Linked DNA regions of Mus musculus: region 2 is linked to region 1. Evidence: chromatin loops called from intact Hi-C (ENCODE). Cell type or tissue: heart. All regions are shown on one strand.

Region 1 (8,000 bases):
GCTGATTCTTTATGCTTTCCAATCACTCATGCTTTAAAAACACAAAACAAAACATACCCTTCCTAAAGAATTAAAACCCACCAGCATTAAAAAAACAAAACAAAAACAAAACAAAAAACACAACAAAACTAAACCAGTTAAGGTTTATGAAAGAGACTAACAAGGACAAACTATTAAACTGATCTTTCCAAGAATATAAGGATTGGTGAGTGGGGCCCAATAGCCAAGCCTGCACCTAACCCTCCCAAGGTGACACTATCATATAAACTTTCACACCTGTCATTCTTATAACGTGAATGAAAGAACATGGGCACATCAACAGTATAATTAGACTATTATTAATTAACTATGTAATTCCAACGATCAAAAAAAACAATTTACCAGATTCTTCAGGCTGTACAGTATATATACACCCAAGTATATTTTTCACTTTAACAAACACAGTGAGTATTTTGAGTGATATAAAAGTATATTTTATTCTTAACATTAATAAGGCTCTTATCAACAGCACTAAAAGCAGGAGAATCTTTAAATTTTTATAAAGTGTAAATTACCAATTGTTTCAAATGACATTTACTAAGCATGACTTAAAACAGTTAAAGTTCATAGGTTATAATCATAAACAACTCATTCTTATTTATAAATTATATAAAATTTACTTTCAAGCCTCTTAAGATCAGATGCCTATAGTTATCAATAACCTAAAATAAGCATAAATGTGAAACTAAGAACAAAAGTGTATTTACCACAATTATTCCCAACAACGTTTGAGAGATTTCAAGTGCGCCTCTTACCACAATAGCGTGAGGAGAATGCACTAAAGGCTTTAGCTCATTCAGGTCATTCTCTGCCTGCAAAGAAAAAAAAAGATATAAAAGAAAACCAACAATGTCCCCAAATCCCCATCAACCACATAGCTGCAGCGCCGCAGTCACACAGCTCCCGGCCTCCTTTACCTTATCCCAGTCTCCTTCCATGACATGATTTCGGAATTTGGTAGCAGAAGGATGCTCTAAACGACATCCTGACTCTTGCATGAGGAGATCAACAGTCTGGCTGCAGGAGAGATACAGTGTGAGAAAGACCTGACCAACTGTAGGGCTTTACTCTTCCTAAAAAACTAGTATGTACAACTTCATGAAGAAGAAAAAAAATAGCTTTAAAACCCTTCATAAAGTAAATGCCACCTACATTTCAAATTAAAAACCTTTCTTGAAACTGGAATTAAGCAAGTTCTTCCTACTTTTGCCATTTAATGTTTCAGAAGTTTAAAAGAGTATACAATTTCTAAAAATGTGCTCTAACATTGGTTAAATAAAAACTAGGGTCTACACATTATCTATGGCACAGCACTTTGAAAGATAAAATACAAGGTGACAGATGGCCTGTATTAGGTATAGCTTTCCTTCCAGATATTCTGCTGGTATGGAAAGCCTGCTAGGTCAATCTTTACAATTAAAACAAGTCCAGCACCCCAAACCCTTTCCTTTCTCTCCATACTAAAAATAGCCAATTTACTATGCTGTAGGCTCCAAACAGTCACGAGTTATTTCCGCCTGCTGCTGTCAGCTTACTGCTTCCCTCAGTAATATATTCTGTTAGCATTCACAAAATTTATTTTCACACTTTTCCTTTTCCTTGGGGACTAAAGTGAAACCTTTCTGGATTTTTCTCTGGGAGCTGTTCATGGTTTGGTTCGGTGTTTCTTTAGCGCTCCCCATTTTTCAGCTCAACAGTGCAATTATCAGCTTGGGAGTGGAAATACTTCTGTCACTGAGAAAATGCAGATCTGCCCCTTTCCCAACCAATGCACGGGTGCGCTCTCTCTCTCTCTCTCTCTCTCTCTCTCTCCACACACACACACACACACACACACACACACACACAAAGCAAAACCAAACAAAACCAAAATCCCTGGTCTGGTTGCCTTCAAATTCGCCTTGACTCTAAGAAACTGTTGCTTGTTTACTGTCAGCTCCTGGCTCTGCCACCTTCACTCAGCTCCAGGACACTCCCACCAACCCTACCTCAACTCCCTCAGCTTTTCTTTCCTGTGTGTTCAAAACAGATGCGTTTTGGTTGGACCCGCTGTCTACCTTCACCCTACATTAATGACCACCCAAACTGTATTTGAAAACCAATGATTCACCAGACCTGACATCACATTTTCAAAAGAAAACCTTCTGGGTTTTGAAGTGGGATTTTACTAGTGCTAGGCCTCTAGTGTGTACACACACACACACACACACACACACACACACACACACACACGGCCTCTGTCTGCATGACTTCCACTGGGTATCTGACTTCATTATTCCCATCAGATTTACTCGACAGCCTCTTTCCAAATTATGCCAGCCCCTTAGTTCCCATAAACACTTGTAGGCGACTGTCCTTCCTGATTGGTAGTTTGCCTGGGCTGCTGTCGGTCAGGGGTGGGGGTGGGGAGGTGTCCCACAAAGATGCCTCTGAGACACACTTGAAAAACAAATCCTCCAAGGTTCATTATTTCCACCGCTCTGATCCACCCCTCCCCCAGCATAAACAACCTCGGTGTCCGCCTTCCCGGACAGACAATCCTGCTCTGGAGGTGCGCGGGGAGGGGTCGCCCTGGGTTTCCACTACCCCTCCCCAGCCCAGGCGGCTCGGCTGGCCTTAAGACATCGGGCCGATTCCCTTTCCTAGACCTCCCCTCCACCGCCCCCCCCCCCAGGGCTGTCTGTCCCCGGCCTCCTGCGCACTGGGCCCCGGGGTCCCCGCAACCCACCCGGCCGCTCGGCCCCGGCCTGGCCCTCACCAGTTGTAGGACGGACACTTACTTGAGCCCTAGGCCATTGAGGTGCTGTCCTATGAGCCTAATGACATCCTCATCGGACTGCGAGAGCCGCTTCTTCTTCTTGAGGCTGCTGCCCAGCTCGGGGGTGGCCTGGGCGGCGGCGGCGGTGGCGGAGGCCGCGGCGGCCCCGCCGGGAACCCCGTTATTGACACTCAGGCTGTTGCTATTGTTGCCAGCGGCGGAGGGGGCGGCAGGCAGGAGCCCGTTGGCGTGGGCCAGGTCCCCCGCGGACGTCGCCGAAGGGGACGACTCCCCGTTCTGCGCCGACAGGCAGGCGAGCTCCGGGGTCTGGCCCTGGCCCCCGCCGCCCCCGCCGCCGCCTCCTCCCGCCCCGTTGGCCTGCATGGTGCCGCCGCTGACCAGGCTGTGGCCGCTGCTCCGCTGCGGGGCGGCGGGGGCGGCCGGAGGCAGTCCCACCACCACCACCACGGAGGAGGAGGAGGAGGAGGCGGCCGGCGAGGGCGAGGGCGGGGGGGGGAGGCCTGCTCGGCCCGCCGAGGCCCCGGGCTCTCCTGCTCCCTCCGCCGCCGAGGCTCGGGGCTTCTTTCGCGGGGGCGGGGAGGCTCCGCCGGCGTCCGAGTCGGAGGAGGAGGAAGCGGAGGCCAGAGTTTCCTCGCCGAGAGAGGCCGTGGTGGGAGGCCGGCGGGGCGCGGCGGGGGTCGGCGGGGCGGGAGGAGGGGGAGAAGGAGGACCGGGCCCTTCCCCCCCCCTCCGGAGGCGCTCGCGGCGCGGCCCGGGGGCTCGCGGGCACTGGGGGGGGCGCGGGCCCGAAGCTGGGAGCCCGGACGGCGGCGGCGGAGGCGGCGGCGGAGGCAGCGGCCGCCTCGGTGCTGGGTCCGCGCCGCTCCGCTCCCTGGTGTGTTGATTCTTCCCCCAGCTGCTGTCTAATGGAGTCCGGGCGCTGGCGTCACAGGAAATGCCTATACTGCCCTCCTCGCTCACTTCCGGCAGCAGGTATGGAACCTATAGGGGGCTGTCACCCGGCACGTGTGTGTCCGGCGGCCGGGGTGAGGCCGTGGGGTGAAGGCGAGGGCGGCCGGGGGTGGGGGTCCGGCCCCGGCGGGGAGGCGCGACTCAGCACGACCTGGCCCGCCTGTGCGAGGCCGCCCTGGCTCCCCGGGTCAGGCGTGCGAGCTCGGCCTGCAGTAAGTTCGCAGCCTCGCTCCGGGGCCCTGCAGGGTGGGAGGCGGAGATCACGTCCTCGCCCTGCACCCTGAGTGACCCAGAAAGGAGCGAGCGGCCGGCGTGGAGGGGGCCGCAGACGCACTGGCACGGGCCAGGGTGGGGCCGCCGGCGGCCTGGTTTTGCAGCTTGTGACTTCGAGCACAAGGGTGTGCTAGGCCCCTGGCCACCGGCTTCTTGCTCTGCACTCAGGATTTAACCACTGCCTCGGTTTAGGGTGGAAACACTTGAACTTGCACAGCCAAGCACCACACACAGTTGTATCCGTGTCAGTCCAGGACAAGGGAGATGACAGCAGAGCTGAGTGTGCTCCACCCTGGGAAGGCGAAGTCGGCCGTAAACTGCCTTCCCTCTGGGAGGAAAAACAACAACTCGTGGGGGCAAGACGTTTCAAAGGCTGAGGGTGTGTAGAGGCGCTTTGCTTTGGAGTTTTACTAGGTTTGTTTTGTCTTTCTTTTAAGTGCTCGCTCAGATGTCTTGTTCCTGGTTCCTGTACCTCTGACCGAGGGGTGGGATTGGGGCACCGTTTCAGATTCTGGTTTGAAATTTTCAAGTGGCCGGAGTTTCACTGTCCCAGCGCTTTAAACGGCTTTCTTGAGTGGAGAAACACAGCAGCAGAGAACTGAGTAACTATGTTACTCTGTGGCAAATGGTCCATGGGGCCCTAGTCAGTTTCATGGACTTGGGTCGTAGCATGTAGACCTGGTGTGGACAGATATTTTTCCTGACGTGACTTCCATTTGGGAGGAAAACAACAACAAAAAGACCAAACAAACAGACCCAACAGCCTTAAGCAATACATCTTATGTCTCTGAAATTTACAACACTCACAGCTCAGTAATTTTTAGGTCTTTGGGGACAGCCTTTTTTAAATTTAGAAGTGTAATAAAAATTAGCCTATGATTTGTCAAGAATCCTGAGCTCTCTTCATCTTGAGACTGGGAAGAGAGACAGAGACCAGGGCAGTCTTACAGAGATCTAGCATTGTGGCTGTCATGCTTTAAATATGCTTTCAGGTGTCAGCTGTAATTGCAAAGTGACTCACATACGGTGTTTGTATTCACCTGAGACAGACCTTCATTTTAGCTGAGGTTCATAGGGCACAGACAGTATATCCAGCAGAGCCAGAATTACTAGATAGTCAATGCCCTCATAGAGCCCTGTACAGCAACTTTAGAAATCTCATTATCATGAAGGTTGTTAGTGTTTAGGCAAAATTTACTTTCTGAAAAATGGTTTATCGTAATCTACTGGTTCCTAGCAACCTTCAGGTGGATCAAGTCAGGAGCTTAGTTTGAGTAAAGTCTGTAGCTTTTATAAAGAAAAGGACCATTTAACTATAGGCCAGGTTTCCACTCCTTAACAAAGGGGGAGAGGAGAGGAGCAATGACTAGGACTTCATCACCATCCAGGCTCAGTGCGCACATCTCAGCTTTTCACCTCAGAGTAGCCTAGATGCCTCTTAGAAGTTCTTGAATTTATGAAATCCATATGCATGTGCCCCTTTTATCTATAGTAAAACATTGGGAGCTTATTGTCTGACTCTAGAGCCTTTAGAGACAGGTTTCGGCTCCACTTGCAATAATTTTGGAATACTGTTCTTCACATTCAGAAGGCTTTAGTAACCTCATGTTACCCACATGTTAAAAAAAAAATGTATAGTTGTCTTGCATTCCCTAGTGGATCTGGTCTTATCTCAGTCTTTCTTTTTGGCTAGCTCTCTTTTAAAAAGCCTTTTGTTTTTATTTTATTTTTAGTTAGCTCATAAATTATGTGTTTCAGATTGTACGGTGTACCTTTCTGGAAAGGTTTTAATCTCTTGCCATCTCTGTGAACCCTTTGTCACTGTTGCCGAATTGCTAGGCTTGTTTCTTCTGAAGACCTCCTGTCTTCTCCACAGCCCGATTATGTGGAGTTTCTCTGTCAAGACTCAGCTCCTGCCAGGCGTGATGGCACGCGCCTTTAATCCCAGCACTCGGGAGACAGAGGCAGGCGAATTTCTGAGTTCGAGGCCAGCCTGGTCTACAGAGTGAGTTCCAGGACAGCCAGGGCTACACAGAGAAACCCTGTCTCGAAAAACAAAAACAAACAAAAAAAAAAAAGACTCAGCTCCAGTGAACCTCCTTAGGGGAGTGTCTCCCAGCTTCCAGCCTTTGGTAGGACTATGACTTGTTAAGGACTCCCCAGGACCGGAGATTGCGGATGAGCTCATCCGCTGGCTCTCCTGAGGTCACTTAAGGGGAACCTTCTAGATCTCTGTCTCCTGGCTTTATCTCTTCTGTCCTCCTACAAAAGACCAAGCTGGGGCTAGGACTAAGTCAAGTTGCCTCTTAGGGAAAAGTTGCATGTGTATTTAGGTGCTTAATTAACTTCTGTTCTACTATATGGGGCTCTATATGAAAGCCCTGTGGTAGGTGCAAAATGGAGGAACTGCTGTGTCTGGTTCTACAGTGATGGGGAAGCAGGGATTTTCTGTGTGCACAGCTGATGGTGTCACTGAGAAGCAGACGTTTTGGTTGTGCCACCTTGTCAGGGATGCTGCAAAGTCTGCTGCTCAGTAGGTTGTTGAAGTAATTGGCACCAAGGCCTTTGCCAGGCTTCAGGTTCTCTTGGGACTGTGTATATTTGAGGCTGACAGCGAGGGTACGGACGTCTGGAGGGCAGAATCCCTGTGTGTTCATCTTAAGGCTGTGTTTTTCAAACTATGGGTCATAACCCACTTGTGAAATCCATGTACTTAGCCATAATAGATGGTTTTAAAGTAAAGCAGAAAATGATACAAGCATGAACAGTGGGGTAAGCCACTTGAGGGTGGCATGGTTATTTTGTAAACCTTTTGTTTCAGTGACAGATACTTGTCTGGGCTTTATAAAGTAAATGCATTTCTTCTCTTCTCAAAAGGATTTGAGTGCTGAAGAGACAAGAGCACTCCCTGCTCTTGCAGAAAAGCCATCTGATTCCCAGCACCTGAACCATCTGTAACCCTAGATCCAAGGGACCCAGGAGGCATGCATGGGATGCACATACAGGCAGACGAAACATTTATACAGATAAAGGAAAAATAAGTAAATCTAAAAAAAACCAACTGTCTTAGACTTTACAAAACAGCTGGGTGGTGGTGGTGCAGGCCTATAATCCCAGCACTCGGGAGGCAGAGGCAGGCAGATCTCTGAGTTTGAGGTCAACCAGGGCTACACAGAGAAACCCTTGTCTTGGAAAACTGAAACCAAAACCAAACACAGTGATGGAGCAAGTGGTGACACACACCTTTAATCCCAGCCTTTGGGAGGGAGAGATCAGCCTTGTCTGTAGAGTGAGTTCCAGGACAGCCAAGACTACATATAAAGACCCAGTTTCAAAAGGAAAGGGGGGGGGGGGACCCTCAGTCATCTACCTCAATCCTGATTGGCTAAAAGGCGGCTCAAGAAATCGAAATGACAGGCGACTATTATATTCCAAGGCAACGTTTCTCATCCTTAAAACTAAAAAGATCAACTTTCAAAAGTTGAGATGTTTTAAATATAAAGATGTTTATACTCACAAAAGTAAATTTTCACAGGTGTTGGTTAAACTGGTAAAAGTTATGTTTCTGTCAATATTTAAATTTAGGATTTGGGAGTAGAGCAGTTTAACATACAGAGCCCAGGCTGGCCTGGGACCGACTCTCTTGCCTTACCTTTTGGAGTGCAGAGATACCAAGCATGCACCCACACACACAACTCTTCCTACCTTTTCTTTGTTTGAGGTTGTAAAGCCGCGGGCTAGACTTGTTGCACTGGGGTAGGCTGGGGAGAAGCCGAGTGAATATGGGAGCTGGAGTCAGAATATTTAGTCAGTCGCCTGACTATGAACAAGTCATTTGACTTCACTGCCCCTTAGACACAATGCCATTTTTATTTTAAAGTAGATAATAACCCCTATTAATTTGTCTAATGGAGCTGGCAGATGTGTAAATGGAATTGGAAAAAGCAAACAAACAAGC
Region 2 (8,000 bases), 200 kb before region 1:
CAGGTAACCCTATGTCACTCAGATGCAGTTACCACTGCATCTATGTGGTGTCTTGGAAAGTATTGTTCTCCAAAAAACTCAAGCATACAGTGGGGGCACAAAGTGACAAAGCTAAAGAGTAATGTAAAGGCTTTGTTTCTTAGAATAATCCAGGTAGGAGAATATAAGTATTATCCACTATGTAAAATGGTGGTGTACTTTGCTCAAGTGTAAGTTGATGGGCCTTGGAGTCACTGGGTCTCAGACTACAAAGCAGGATTGGCTGCAATGCCTCAGTTCACCCCACCTGACCAACAGTCATTACTTAAGAGCAGGTAAGAAAGGTGCACAGAAATGTTATTTCTGATTAGCCTCAAATAGCCACTGGCATTGTCCTGCTGCAGGTTGGGTTTGCTGCATTTGCCAATCAACAGTAAAGGCAAATCCACTCTTCATGGACCTTTAAAAATCAACCAGCCAACCAACTAGCCAGCCAGCCAGTCAACCAACCAACCAACTAGCCAACCAACCAACGAACCAATCAACCAACCAACCAACCAGCCTGTCAACCAGCCAACCAAGCAGCCCACCAACCAACCAACCTATCCCAACACTTACTTAAGGTAAGAACTGGAAACAGGAAATGCATAGCTCCGTGCTTTTGAGAATTACAATTCATGGCTGAAGAATATATCTGTTGTTATGTACATTTGCTCACATGTGCTGCATGCCCCCTCTCTAGCCTGCTTTCTCAGTATGTGTTTACAGTCTGAAACTTTCATACCAGCCCTGGGACCTCAGAACACTCACTGACGAGCCCAGGTACTGTGGCCCCCAAGGAACCTCCTAGACTGTGAGTCTTTCCTCCCTCCTCCTGGAAGGATAATATGCAATGCCTTTCTCTGAACATGAGTAGGTAGTGCCACCTGGAAAACATAGAGCCTGGAGTCTGACCAGTCAGAGCTGGTGCCTGCTGTCTATGGGTATATCTTTGCCCACATAACCCTTCCCCTAGACTAAGCATTGAGATGCCCACAATTCAGAGCAGGATAGACTTGGGTCTGGCTTCATTCAGAGTCTACAGAAAAGGTGGTTCTAGCACCCTTTCTTATCCCATCGACACATCTATAAGTTCCACAGCATTTCTTCCAAAGCATAACTACAAAGATATTGGAGGTCATTGGATAAAGAATAAAGGTCTGTATGAATCTAGTAAAGATAAGAATGCTGACACAGTTCACCTCAGTGAAAGTCTCACAGGGAGATGCCATCTTCAGTTCAGGTGGTCATGAAAAGTTCACCTGGACTCTCACTTTTTCATAGACCTTTTAGGAGAGGTCAACTCCAGATAGCCCAGTTCCTGAAAGAGTTGGTTCAGAGGGAAGACCCAACCATGAGTCTCCTGGAGGATGTGACATGCTAGTGCCATTAGCAGTCATGGATGTACCATGCAGTGTCTGTGATCTGAGTAGCATGGTAGCACATTTGGAGGGACAGTGAGGATGCTGCCTGCTGTTGTCCTCCAGAGCTTCTGAGCCATGGTGCCACAATTAGAAGCTTGGATGCATCTGGCTTTAGGGGCAGGAGATCTTGGAGGCACAGTAAGGGGGGTTCTAGTATGTTTTCTTCCTTTGCTGGATCCATTTGCAGTTCTATCACAGCAGCTTCGAGACTCTGGATAAGTTATAAAACCCCTTGAGCCTTTGTTATCTAGAGTGTGGGGATCATCAACCTATCAGGCTACCGATGACGAATGAATGGCCCTGAGCAGGTGCTCCACCAACGTGGGTGTCCTTTCCTTTCCCCTAATTCACTATGTGGGACTCTCATATCCAAGCCGTCTACAGCAGCATATGTGCACAGAACCAGGCTGAAGGTGAGAGAGTGGAGACACCTATGTCCTGGGATGCCCACTGTCCTGCCCATGTGCCCTCACCGAAGCTGTGATCCAGACGGGTTAAGCCAAGCTCAGTCCAGATAGGCCCGTGACCATCCACGTTCTGTAAACCATGTCCTAGGGGGTGCATGTCTGTGCTATTAGCTCAGAGAAGTCCTGTTCTCATTGTCAGGGGTCTCACTGCTGTCTGCTGAGGCTCTACCCTGTAGTGAACAGTTGCAACAAAGTCTTCTGTGTGGTCTATTTCTTTTGCAGCAGAGAACATTCTAACCTCTTCAAAACACCAAAGTTAGAGGATATCAGGAAAGACTCTGGAAACAAAAATAACAAGTCCCAAGTTCCTTTTTGACATGCTAGCACTGGAAACTGAAGGTCAATTTATCTTGTACCAAAGGTTTCATTCTTCCAGTAGTCTTTTCATTTGCTTTGTAACCCAATTTTCCAATGAGAAAGACCTGTGCCCAGAGAATTGCAGTTGAAGAGGAAGCCATTCTATTGGAGGGCGGGGCTGTTGGCATGGCTCCTAGCTCATGTGAGATGTTTGATGCCTAGTGTTACAAAAGCAAAAGGAAACCATTTTTTTCTTAGAGTTAAGGTATTCTCCCCAAGGAAAGGATTGGTTGCTTAGTAAAGAAGATGTGTTGAAAAACCAAAACCAGGGGCTGATGAGATGGCTCAGCAGTTAAGACTGCTCTTCCGAAGGTCCTGAGTTCAAATCCCAGCAACTATAAGGTGGCTCACAACCACCCGTAATGAGATCTGACATCCCCTTCTGGTGCATCTGAAGACAGCTACAGTGTACTTATGTATAATCATAAATAAATCTTTGGGCCAGAGCGAGCAGGGACTGAGTGAGTGGGGTTGACCAGAGCGAGCAGAGGTCCTAAAAATCAATTCCCAACAACCACATGAAAGCTCACAACCATCTGTTCAGCTACAGTGTACCCACATACATAAAATTAATAAATAAAATCTTAAACCCAACAACTACATGAAAGCTCACAACCATCTGTTCAGTTACAGTGTACCCACATACATAAGATAAATAAATAAAATCTTAAAAACGACAACAACAAAACCAAACTAAAACCAACACTTCATATAAATATAATAACTGTCAAACAAAACAAAACAAAACAAAACAAAACAAAACAAAACAAAACACCAAAAAAAACCAAAAAACCAAAACAAACAGCTGGATACATATGTTACAACATTGTAACCCCAGGCTGGGAAGATGACTCAGAAGAGCTTCGCTAGTCTTTCAGAGGATGGGGATTCCATTCCCAGTCCACATCTCCAACACACACACACACACACACACACCTCAAGGAATTTACCATGGTTCCAAGTCTGATGACCCATCTCCCCCTGTACTCGCTTGAGCCACAGACCCTAACCATCTTTGTTCAGTTCCTATGCCCAGCAACCTCTCTTGTTCCAGAGCTCTGAGGTGGCTGTTTATTCCCATGGCCTTCAGTTCTGCCTGGGCTTAGCTGTTACACCAGGGCCTGTGCCCCTCTCACTATAGGCAAGCACCCTTGGTTCCCTCTGTATTCTCAGACCCTGGCACTTACTGAATAATAATTCAACACTGACTGAATGAGATAAGTTCTCTGGATCATAACGTAGACACTAGAAGTTTTGATTGAAGAAGATTTTAAATTTTTCTTAAGTAATAGCATACAGCTTATTTCTCAGTCTAGTCTGCGGAGCTAATGGATTGAGGATTATTGTTAAGTGTGGAGCAAGACTAGAGATAAGTGTGGGGTCAGAGGCAGTCACTGCAAGCCTCATAGTTGGGGTCAGCCAACTGCCCTTGGAGAGAAACCTGTTCTCTTTACCCAGAGAGAGAGAGAGAGAGAGAGAGAGAGAGAGAGAGAGAGAGAGAGAGAGAGGCATGCTCCCTGAGATTGCCCTCTAATACCAGCTAATAGTGACTCAGCAGATGTGGTCTCTGTAGGGCAGATCACAGGCCTGGAAACTCAGGGCTTTTCCAGAACAACGGCCAAGAGTAAGTGCAGAGAGCCTTGCCACTGTTGGCAGCAGGCCCTGGATCTGACTGGACATAAGGCACGCTCCCTCAGAGAGGCTATGTGAGATCGCCTGGTGGTGACCAGAGATCCTGGCATCTACACTTTGCCTTGGTGACTGTGGGAGCTGAGGGGAAGTACCTGCTGCCTTCAGGTGTCAGAGGGAGAGAGAGAGGTGTGACCTCCTTTTGACCCTGGATCTGACTGGCCCAGCAACTCCATCTCCCTTCCTAGGGAAGTGAGGAAACTCTAAGCAGGGGAAGGGAGGCATTTGGCCCCTCTTGTGTTCCAGTCAGCCTGCCACAAAAGGAAGGGGTGCAAATGTCTTTGCTGACAACCCCCAGGCCTTCCTTCTGACAGTGCAGCCTGCTCACCACTCCAGGTTTCAGGCTGGTCAGTGATGGCTAAGCAGAGGCTTCCTTGGACCACACAGATGGCTAAGGGCCAGTCTGTTCTCCCTCAGTGCCACTGTCCCTGTGCTGTGGTGGCTCAGCTGTGGTGTGCCCTCTGTGCCGGTGCCTAGGTGGCACAGCCTTGGATGTGAGCTAAGGAGAGAAGGCTAGAGTCAACCAGCAAGAGAAGGTTTTGGGTGCATTTCAAGGCAATATAGGAAAGAGGATAAGCAGGGCAAGGTGAGGAGAGCCCAGTGTGGTGTCAGCAGAGACTTCACCATCTGGAGGGTGCACTGCTGAAGCACACCAGAGGCCAGGGCCAGCCCAGCTGGAGGCCAGGCCTTCAGTGCTGCCCCTGACCCCTCCTAAGGACAGGGACTGCTTCTCCAGGCCTTAGTCTGGTCACCCCCACAGAGGAGTTAACTAGGGAGGGCGGGGATAGTACGGGTGGGAGGGCAGGCCCTGGATGCCTTTAGAGAGGGAGGATACTTCCGGTGTGGAAAAGCCACTTAAATGTATTGACTTAAGCCTGTGTTTATAAGCTTTAAACTTAAGGAGTCTGTGAAAGCTAGCTCGTTAATTAGTTAGAAATGATTGTTTTACACGGTCTCAGGCAGATTCTAGTGCAGATGTGTCTGAGATCTCATTGACAATGGCCTCTTGACTCTACTTCATGGGCTCTCAAACAAACATGCTCCATTAAGTGTGTGTGTGTGTGTGTGCATGCATGAACTTGGGATGGCTTTTAGAGCCTCCCTCATGTGGGCACATCCTTTCCCACTATGCTGTCAGCCAGCATGGATTCACTATTCCCCTCAATGCTGTGACACAGGTTTTTAAGTCCTATAAGGAGAGAAGGGCAGGGGAGCTGCACTGTTAGGTCCCTGTGCCCTTTCCCATCTCCAGCTCTGATGATCCAAATAGGATCTGTCAAGTTTTCCACTGGCTTTAAATGTCTAGAAGTGCATCTCACCTCCTTTAAGGAGGAAGGCTAGCCCATGCCTGCTGTTGAGCTGGGTTGATGGATGCCCAGGCTGGAGTAGCAGGAGTAGACTGTCCAGCATGCACTATCCTCCCTCCACAAGCCACTCTGTGCCGTGCATTGTCCACACCATACCCAGCGGATCCTCAGAGATTATAACCTGTGGCCTGGAACCTTCATAGCCTGAAAGTGTCCTCGATAGCCTGCAACAGAACCTGCAAGGCTTTTGAGTAGTCCAATCCACCCTCCTTGCTGTGTGGGTACAGGAAGAACTTCCTGGCTGCCCCGTGAGGCCTGGCTAGCCTTCCAGCACTGCTCTCTGGGTTTTTCATTGGAGGCTGGGAGAGTGTTGAATTTGCCTGTAGCAATGCCTAGGTCTCAAGAGAGCGTCAGGTCTCCAGGGGCTACAAGTAAGGAGTTCAAAAGCCTGTGGAGGGAACTGGGTGTAGCTCAATAGCAGAGCACCGTGCCTAGCATTTATGAGGCCCTGGGGTCAATCCACGGTGAAAAGAAAAGGAAACTCCCCAGGTAGCTGCAGAGGTTCAGATGCCGGAGCCATCATCTTCTCTGACTTTAAGATGCTCTGCCCCAGTATCATCTCTTTGAACACAGGTTCTCAGAAGTCAGGATCCTAACAGGGGCTGGGAGGCCTCCCACAGTAGGGTGCACAATGGGGAGAGAACAGAGCCACCTTGCAGCGGGAGATGAGTTCCTTTCCATTTTCTGGGTGGTTCTGTTTCCTCTGAGAGACAAGCTGGTTGGGCAGTAGGTCTGCCAGAGGCAAGCAAGAAGGAAGGCATAATTCCCTGAGTAAGCAGGGAAGACCAGCTCCCCTAAACTGCCCTGACATTCCCCGGGGACTTAGGTCCAGAAACCTGCAGTCTGACTGCCTTATATTCTAAAAAGATTTAAGAAACAAACTCTCCAAGGAGAGCGGATTTGCTTACAATTTAGACAAGGGAGGGTCTCTAAGTTTCTCCAGACAGCATCCTCTTACAGTTTATAGAAAGCCATGGAACCAAGGTAAAACATGGGTAAATTTACCTGTGAGTGTGTGAGCTGGTGATGTGATTGTTCCATGACATGGTGAAGAGGAAGGTTTTCATTGTAGATATGAGGGAGAGAACAGCCAGAGGCCTTGGAAGAGTCCAGAGCAGAGACAGGGAGCAGTAGATTGAACAAGGCCAGTAGACTGGACCTGGCCATGAGAGAAGCAAGAGAACAGCGTGGGGTGGGGGTTGGGGGATGGAGGGATGAAGATCAAGGGAAGACCCAGAGTGTACACAGCAGAATTAGCAGGGTTGGAAGAAATGGACAGCTGGGGAGGAAGGCCATGAGCTGGAGAAGCTTGGGGTCCTGGAGGAGGTAGAAAGAGCTAGGCCCTTGTAATACTGAGGGACCTGGAGGCCAGCATGGGCTTTGTCGTGCTATCAGGCACCAGAGTTAGCCGTTTGTCCCTTCTGCCAGTGTTAAGGAAATGGCTCCTTTAGTAGAGGGAAGCCAGCTTCCCAAGTTCTAGAGCAATGCCGGCGTTTGTCTAGTCACCAGCATTTGGGGAAATGGCCTTTCATTTGTATGTGACAGGGAGACAGGCTAATCTGTCTTTTCCCAGTGCCAAGTACCTCTGCTCTCATCTCTCTAGAGATGGATTTTAGAATCAAGCCTTCTCTCGTGGCCCATGCAGTCTGCTGGCCATGCTCAGTTTATGACTTTCTCTCTCTCTGTTCCAAACCCATCAGGATACCTCTAGCGGCACTCTCTCATATACACAATAAAAACTTTCCAGTTAACCATGCCTTGGAGTGGCCATGTCCTCAGTTTATAGAAGTTTCACTGTGTCCCTGTGATGCCACATGGAGGCTCTGGGACCTCCTAACCCTGACCATGGCATCCCACAGCCTTCCCAGGTCATGAAGAAAACTGCAGGCAGATTAAAGCCAGCCAGATGTGTCCATGGCAGGAACACTCATGTGTCAGGCATCCACTGTCTAGAGGAAGTTCAGAGAGGCCCTGGACTGTTGTAACATTGTGGTAGTACTTACAGAAAGACAGGGAGATAGAGGAGCCCTCAACCCCAGGATCTGTTTAAGTCTCTTCAAGGAACTTTCAAATGGCTGGCAAGGGACCATAATCCTTTGAGAGAAGCCCACAAATAAGACTTAACCGTGCTTAGCAGTCAAAGCACATGCCTCCAACTCCTTGCGACGTGTAGTAAGAGTTCCTTTGACCTGCTTAAAAAAAAAAAACCCCATACTTCTCTCTTATCAGCAAACACGTGTACAATGAACCCCACAAACCTCAGCATAATCCTAGTTGCTAAATAAAGTGTAGATAAAAACGTGAATGCTAAAACATTTTCAATCTTCTCAATCCTTTGAACAGGGAGACTTCAAAAGCCACCAAAGCACCTACCTCAGTGGGACCCTCTCGGAATGGCACTCACCCTGAGGTGGGCACCAGTGTGGCACTGTGGCAACTTTCTCCATCCTATCACCATCAAGGAGCAGAGATAACATTAAGGCAAGGGAGTGATAACTAGGCCTAGGGCAATGGAGATCCTAACACACCCTAGATGGAGCAGAACTGAGGGCCATCAGTCACTTACCCTTTCCCACTGCCTTAGTGAGGATTTCTATTGCTGTGAAGAGAGACCACAACTCAGCAAGTCTTAGAAGGAAAGATTTAATTGGGGCTGACTTATAGTAGAGAAGTTTAGT

What was found. Peaks named below come from ENCODE experiments on the same cell type or tissue, not always from the same donor. Only the 100,000 strongest peaks of a DNase experiment are listed, where the experiment ranks them.
Region 2: it touches region 1 in a loop (2.0-fold over the local background); 1 of 42 quality-filtered maps calls a loop at or near these places.

What each region holds. Positions count from the first base shown.
Region 1 is chr1:181,208,257-181,216,256 of GRCm38, forward strand. It overlaps Wdr26 (WD repeat domain 26), which reads right to left and starts at 3,722. Exons shown (of 14, transcript NM_145514.5): 1 at 2,820-3,722; 2 at 957-1,056; 3 at 747-851. The coding sequence starts at 3,181. Gm38664 reads left to right here and starts at 3,180. Exons shown (of 6, transcript XM_011238899.2): 1 at 3,180-3,243; 2 at 3,554-3,790. The coding sequence starts at 3,180. In heart, a CTCF peak has its summit at 4,093; DNase peaks (open chromatin) are centred at 2,575, 2,905, 3,765 and 4,165; H3K4me3 peaks cover 4,010 bases; H3K27ac peaks cover 3,537 bases.
Region 2 is chr1:181,006,076-181,014,075 of GRCm38, forward strand. The region is part of intron 1 of Ephx1 (epoxide hydrolase 1, microsomal); the gene reads right to left. Among named protein-coding and RNA genes, the nearest start is that of Ephx1, 7.5 kb to the right of the region's middle. In heart, a CTCF peak has its summit at 4,011; DNase peaks (open chromatin) are centred at 2,386, 3,916 and 4,296; H3K27ac peaks cover 1,155 bases.